Regions from separate parts of the Mus musculus genome. Here region 2 is linked to region 1. A link is a contact called in ENCODE Hi-C or POLR2A ChIA-PET data. All regions are on one chromosome and are shown on one strand. Each heading gives the region's core, a stretch centred on a gene start or an enhancer-like site at or near the end of the contact. The rest is flanking DNA. Distances are from core to core; before and after follow the strand shown. Region 1 holds the start of Wdr74 (WD repeat domain 74). Region 2 has its middle 22 kb from the start of Scgb1a1.

What was found. A loop is a pair of places that touch in the nucleus more often than their neighbours do. ChIA-PET counts read pairs that join two places held with the same protein, here RNA polymerase II (POLR2A).
Region 2: a map of regulatory T cell shows a loop between it and region 1 (2.7-fold over the local background). The contact joins the enhancer-like site here to the promoter of Wdr74 in region 1. A Hi-C loop is called at or near these places in 1 of 37 maps with a recorded cell type or tissue (regulatory T cell). POLR2A ChIA-PET finds 5 or more read pairs at or near these places in 3 of 5 experiments (Patski and embryonic stem cell).

The regions. Positions count from the first base shown.
Region 1 is chr19:8,734,302-8,737,373 of GRCm38, forward strand. It overlaps Wdr74 (WD repeat domain 74), which reads left to right and starts at 1,538. Exons shown (of 11, transcript NM_134139.1): 1 at 1,538-1,604; 2 at 1,686-1,792; 3 at 1,875-1,996. The coding sequence starts at 1,541.
Region 2 is chr19:9,064,678-9,067,744 of GRCm38, forward strand. It overlaps a transcript of Ahnak not described here. Among named protein-coding and RNA genes, the nearest start is that of Scgb1a1, 22 kb to the right of the region's middle. Within about 2 kb of position 1,669, at least 1 of the 3 ENCODE cell types and tissues checked has a DNase peak (open chromatin) inside an H3K27ac peak, as active enhancers do.

The DNA of each region.
Region 1 (3,072 bases), core at 288-2,787:
CTCAAACTCAGAAATCCACCTGCCTCTGCCTCCCGAGTGCTGGGATTAAAGGCATGTGCCACCATGCCTGGCTGTTGGAATTTTTTAAAAACTATTTTATTGAGTTCTTATACCTCTATCTCCCTTCCAACCCTTATTCCACCCTAATCCCTTCTAATCCCCCAACACTAGATAGGAGAGAAAAAAGGCTAGAGGGAAAGGGGAAAGGAGAAACAGTAGTCTCTAGGCGACTTCCTGCTGATTAGGGACATCGTGTTTCTTGGGGCAGTGATATCTTCATAGTCAGGATATCTCCAGCTTCTCATCAAACTTCAACACCAGGAACCAGGGGCAGCAGTAGGAAGCAGCAGCTGCCTCTGCCTTCTTCAGAGGTCCTCCCACCTCTCTAGGACCCCTTACACTTATCCCTCTCCAGAGTCCCCATAATTGCAAATGTAAACTATCTGCAGCTGGCAAAAAAATCATACTCCTCCTAAATTATGAGACAATCATAGTTAACAGCTATGGACAAACTGAAGCATCCTCTTATGCTACACCTGGGATTTAAAAAAAAACCATATTTACGTGACTGGGTTTTTAATGTAAAAAAAAAGATTTATTTATTACATGAAAGTACACTGTAGCTGTCTTTAGACACACCAGAAGAGGGCGTCAGTTTTCATTACGGGTGGTTGTGAGCCACCATGCGGTTGCTGGGATTTGAACTCAGGACCTTCGGAAGAGCAGTCAGTGCTCTTATCTGCTGAGCCATCTCGCCAGCCCCCTGGGTTTTTAAAGAAATAAAATTTCTGACTATAGCCTTAATTTGAGCAAATAAAAATCATAACCAGGTCTCTACTTTTCAAGAAGAGATGGTTCAGTGATTAAAAGCACTTGCAGCTCCTCCACAGGACCTTGGTTCCATTCCCAGAATCTAGAAGACAACTTATAACCATCTGTATCTGTGGCTTCATCCTGGAGATCCGACTCCTCTGACATCCTTGGACTCCTGCACCCATGTGCAGCCATATGCAGACACACCTACTGATGGTCAGAAAATAGAGAATAACTTCTGAAATTCTTTTAATAGTGTGGGATATAATTAACACAAAATAGGGAGATGGAAGAGACCTGGCTCCACACAGTATTGCAGTTTAGAAATTATGCTTTTCACAGACAGTGCAAAGATGGTCCTTACTTTTTGGTTCTCCTTAAACAAGCATGTCCTGTTTGAGGTGTGTGTGCGTTTTGTTTGTATATTCAAGACAGGGTTTCTCTGTGCAGCCCTGGCTGTCCTGGAACTCCCTCTGTAGCCCTGGCTGTCCCGGAGCCCACAGAGATCCTCTTTTCTCTGCCTCCAGAGTGCTGAGATTTAAAATGTGTGCCTTTTTGAAGGTTGGGGGTAAGAGGGGAGGGATGGAAGGAAGGAGGGAAGAAGAGGGGCTAAATGACAGTTTGGGGCGGGTACAGAGTGAGAGACCCGAGTTGTCAGACTGAATCCGGCGCTCGCTGATGATGCAGTAGTGGCGCGCCGGAAGTGCAAGCCACGGGCTGGTCTGCGATGGCGACTGCCTCGGCTCGCTGGAACCATGTGTGGGTCGGCACTGAGACCGGCATCCTGAAAGGTGAGTATTAGAGTTGTTTGTGGGACAGTGCAGGGGTCGCTTGTTTGTCACCCCAGCGTGACTGACGTCCTCGTCCCTTAGGGGTGAACCTTCAGCGGAAACATGCGGCAAATTTCACACCGTCCGGACAGCCGCGGCGGGAGGAGGCAGTGAATGCTCTGTGCTGGGGCACTGGCGGCGAGACCCAAGTGAGCAGCCTCTGGCCGGGCCGGAGCTAAGGGATGCCTGACAGTCTTGCCCTTCTTCCATCATTCCTTTCTCTGCTGGCAGATCTTGGTGGGCTGTGCGGACAGAACCGTGAGGTACTTTAATGCTGAGGAGGGTACATTCCTGAGCCAGAGATACTGCCCAGGCGGGGAAGGCACGTTCCGAGGTCTCGCCCAGGCGGATGGGTAAGGACCACCCACATTCTAGCCCAGGTTACATAGCGTTTGGGGCTCTCTTGGATTGAACTGAATACTTTAAGTTAAACACTTTAGGTGATACAATCACTGGGATAGGTGATTGCAAACCAAGGTTCTTGTTTACGTTCATCCCTATAACATGCATTCATCGGACAGCGATTGAAAGCATGAAGGAAAAGTATAAGGATTTTGGGAAAAACACATGCCTTAATAAAGTTTGCATTCTAGATAGAATTTTTTTTTTTTTTTTTTTTTTAGATTTATTTATTTATTCTATGTAAGTACACTGTAGCTGTCTTCAGACACTCCAGAAGAGGGAGTCAGATCTCGTTAGGGATGGTTGTGAGCCACCATGTGGTTGCTGGGATTTGAACTCCTGGCCTTCGGAAGAGCAGTCGGGTGCTCTTACCCACTGAGCCATCTCACCAGCCCTCTAGATAGAATTTTTATCCTGGCTCCTTTATAACGTTCTGTGCACATAATTTAATGTTTTTGAACACGTGTTTAAGTAGGATTGACAAAAATATAAGATAATGAAGCTTCCAAAGTGGTGGCTAGGAAGGAAGAGTCACCAAAGTTAGTAATCTGGGAGCAGCTTTTCTAGATCGATGAAGAAAGAAGGCTGCTTTGGTAATTCAACAGGTGAGCTCCAGACAGGTTATATAGAATGGAGTTTTGAACTAGGTCTTGAAGTACAAGTATATAATCTTGACAAAAGAGATACAATCTAAAAAGCAGATACTGAGCAGAGACTAAGGAGGAGTTAACATACTAAAACGCTACATACATAGGACAAATGCCATTTGGAGGCTGAAGTCAAGGAAACATCAGTATACATGTAAGTTTGGCATTGTATTTGGTTGCGATTAAATGGAAAGGGCTTTTGTACTGAGTTGAGATCTTATCTCCTAGATAATAGAGTGTATTGGGTTTGAATAGGAAGTGTCATGGACAGAGCTCTGAGCCTGTAGGAGCAAGGAGTATCACAAAGGCTCTTTGCCACAGCCCAGGCAAGCAATCTAGAGCTTAAGCCTAGGGTGGCAGATGTGTGGAAGAACACAGAC
Region 2 (3,067 bases), core at 419-2,918, 330 kb after region 1:
TTCTTAACTATACTATTGTTCTCTTTGGGTTGGGCCTGTGACACATTGAGCATGTTTCATGGGAATATGTGGCTAATTATCCATCAGAGGCCACCTATCCTTGAGATTAGGTTTCTTTTCCTTTTTTGTTACTGGTTTTGCTACTATTACTACTACTACTACTACTACTACTAATTCCAATAAATGATTCTAAGCAATTACCAGCAATAGTCCCATCACTTGGCTGACTGGAAAAGGTGTGAAACAACAGAAGATAAGTGTCTGGGAATGAGGAAGTTTCTGGGAGGGAACGAGGCTAGAACAGCCTCCCTCTGACCCCATATCTTGCCTTAGGCTTATGCCATAAATACCTTATGCTCTTAGCTTCCTTTAAACTGCATTCTTGTTCCAAGGATTGACCTGAAGTTTTGGTAGAAAAGAGATGAGACCCAGACCTGTCCTTGATACAACTAAAACTCCACTAAAAAGTGGTTCTAAGACATTTGCTTTTCTTGGAGTTTCTTCCCCAGCCTTTACTGTGAATTTATGTGTGTGTCCATATTCATGAGGAGGCCAGAGGTCAATGTCTGGTGTCTTCCTTGATCATCCACAATGACTTTTGTTTGGTTTGGTTTGGTTTCTTGAGGCAGGGTTTCTTTGTGTAGCTCTGGCTGTCCTGGGACTCACTCTGTAGACTCTGGAGCGGGGTGGTCAGTAAAGCCTGCCAGTAAGACCAAAGGGCTGGGGTTATGAGCAATGCCACCAGCTTTTATGTGAGTGCTGGGGTTTTAGACTTAGCTTCTTATACTTGTTTGTTTGTTTGTTTGTTTTGTTTTGTTTTGTTTCGAGACAGGGTTTCTCTGTATAGCCCTGGCTGTCCTGGAACTCACTTTGTAGACCAGGCTGGCCTCGAACTCAGAAATCCGAAATCCACCTGCCTCTGCCTCCCAAATGCTGGGATTAAAGGCATGCGCCACCACGCCTGGCTGTTCTTTATACTTGTATGGCAGTCACTTTATCTTCTCAGCCCCTAGGCTGGACAGCCTACCTTTCTTCCTTTTGGGAAAGTGAGGATGTTCTAGGCAGGGAGGCAGCAGTAGCATGCAGAGCATGTCTAGCAAGTTCTGTGTGGCATAGCACAGCTGGAGTGTTTTACAGCAGGCAGGGTATAGTGAGACCTTCCTGTGAGGAGCAGGAAGCCACTGGTGGTTTTCATGTAAGAAAGAGACATGAGTTTGCTTTTGTTTTGATCGACATCCTAACCATCAATCATAACAGCAATTATAGTGATCAATAGAAACCATGATTTTTGTGCTAGGCATTAGCTAAAATGCTTCAACATGACTCATCTTATTTAATCCTACCTTAGAGCTGAGCTAGGAGAGTCCACAGAGCCCATTCACTCAGCAGAAGGGCGGAGACAAGCCAGCTGTCCAAACAGGAAGTTAATGCTGTTAACCGTTCCTCAATCTCCCTAAACCTTGGTGTCTTCATGTCTGATCTTAACTTCATAGATATTTTATTCATGTAAAACACTTGGCACAGTGCCTGGAACACTATAACAACGCAGTAAGGGTTAGTCATTGTGACTTTTGTGGCTGTTTCCCACTTTAGAGTGTCCCCTGGTATGCCAGGTGCTGGGTGGTACCAGTAAAATCGCATGGGTTGGAACCAGTAAACTGGGCTCATAAAGCCGTTCCTGTCACTGTAGGGTGAAGAAGAGGGTGTGCTCTCTGCATCTGCTAGTGCACTCTTTGGTTGCCTTGGTAACCAGTCTAGACACCTGGCTCTCCCAGCAGCTGGTGCTTCTCTAGCTCAGGCCTGGGAAAATCTGTGTTGTTCCACAGTGGTTTCTCTGAGTTCATCCCTTTCTTTCCGCTCTGTGTTTCTGCTGCAGCTTAGTGTGTATGCGTGTATGTATGTGTTTGGGTATGTGGGTATGTGTGTGTGTATTTGGGTATGTGGGTATGTGTTCATCTCACAAACGCCATAGTGGAAGATGAGCTGAAGGGAGCAGAGGCAGCAACTGACTCAAATTCATTAGTGGAGAACTCATGAGCACTGGGAGGGTTACAGATGGAAGTAGAGAGAGATAGATTTTAGGAATGTTTTGGATTTAGAGTTGATAGGCTGTGACAATTTAACACCACAAGGAGAAGTGAAGAAAAAGCTTTCTCTCCCCTAAAAACTCAAACACATCCCTTTGTTTTCTTTTCTGCCTTTGTTCAGAGGAACATATCCACCTGTGTGATGTCTAATCTCACTTCTAGGCTGGTCATTTCTAGTTAATTAGCTTCCCTGTTTTTAAATTAAAATTCTTAAAAAATTTTTTTTTTTTGTTTTGGTCTTATATGTCTGAGTTTTTTTTGCCTGAATTTTGTTTTGTTTGGAAACAAATCTCAGCTTGTAGCTCAGGTGGGCCTGGGTCTCTCAGCAGTCCTTTTGCCTTAGTCTCCTGAGTGCTGGAGTTACAGGTGTGTGCTGCTACCCTCTTTTCTTGGCAGGCAAATTCAGCATTTATACAATAGAAGTCAAAACCGGAATCCAGAATGATTCCCTTCCCCTCTCTGGAAGCTGCTTCTCCTCCTGTGAGCGCCACTGTGGTCCAGGCAGAAACAAAACCGTGATGAACTGTGGGTGCTCCCACCTCCCCACCCGCTCCTCCGTGCTCCTCATCTCCCCACCCGCTCCTCCTGCCCCCTGAGGGCAACACCATTACTACTTTGGAAATCCCCACATGGGGCTTCTGTGCAGCCACCTCCGCTTCTCTTCACAGTTTCTCTGCCTCTCATGCAGGTTCTGCATTTCAACCACAGGGGTCTCCAGGGCTACAAATCTGCCTCTCCACCTTGACTTCCAGCTGCCTGGCACTTTCGGCATGACTACTCACTTTCTGTGCTGTCTAAAGTTCTATCTCAGATCTCAGCTTCCTCAATAGCCCCTATGTAAGTCATTTTCTTTATCTTGGCACCCTTGTACTCCCCTAGATGTAGCTAGTCTTTCCTCCCATGCTCTACCAGGGTTCTCACTGTCTGTCAGGATGCTCTTTCTTGGCTTTGCTTGGCCCACGTCTTTCCAATCTTTAAAT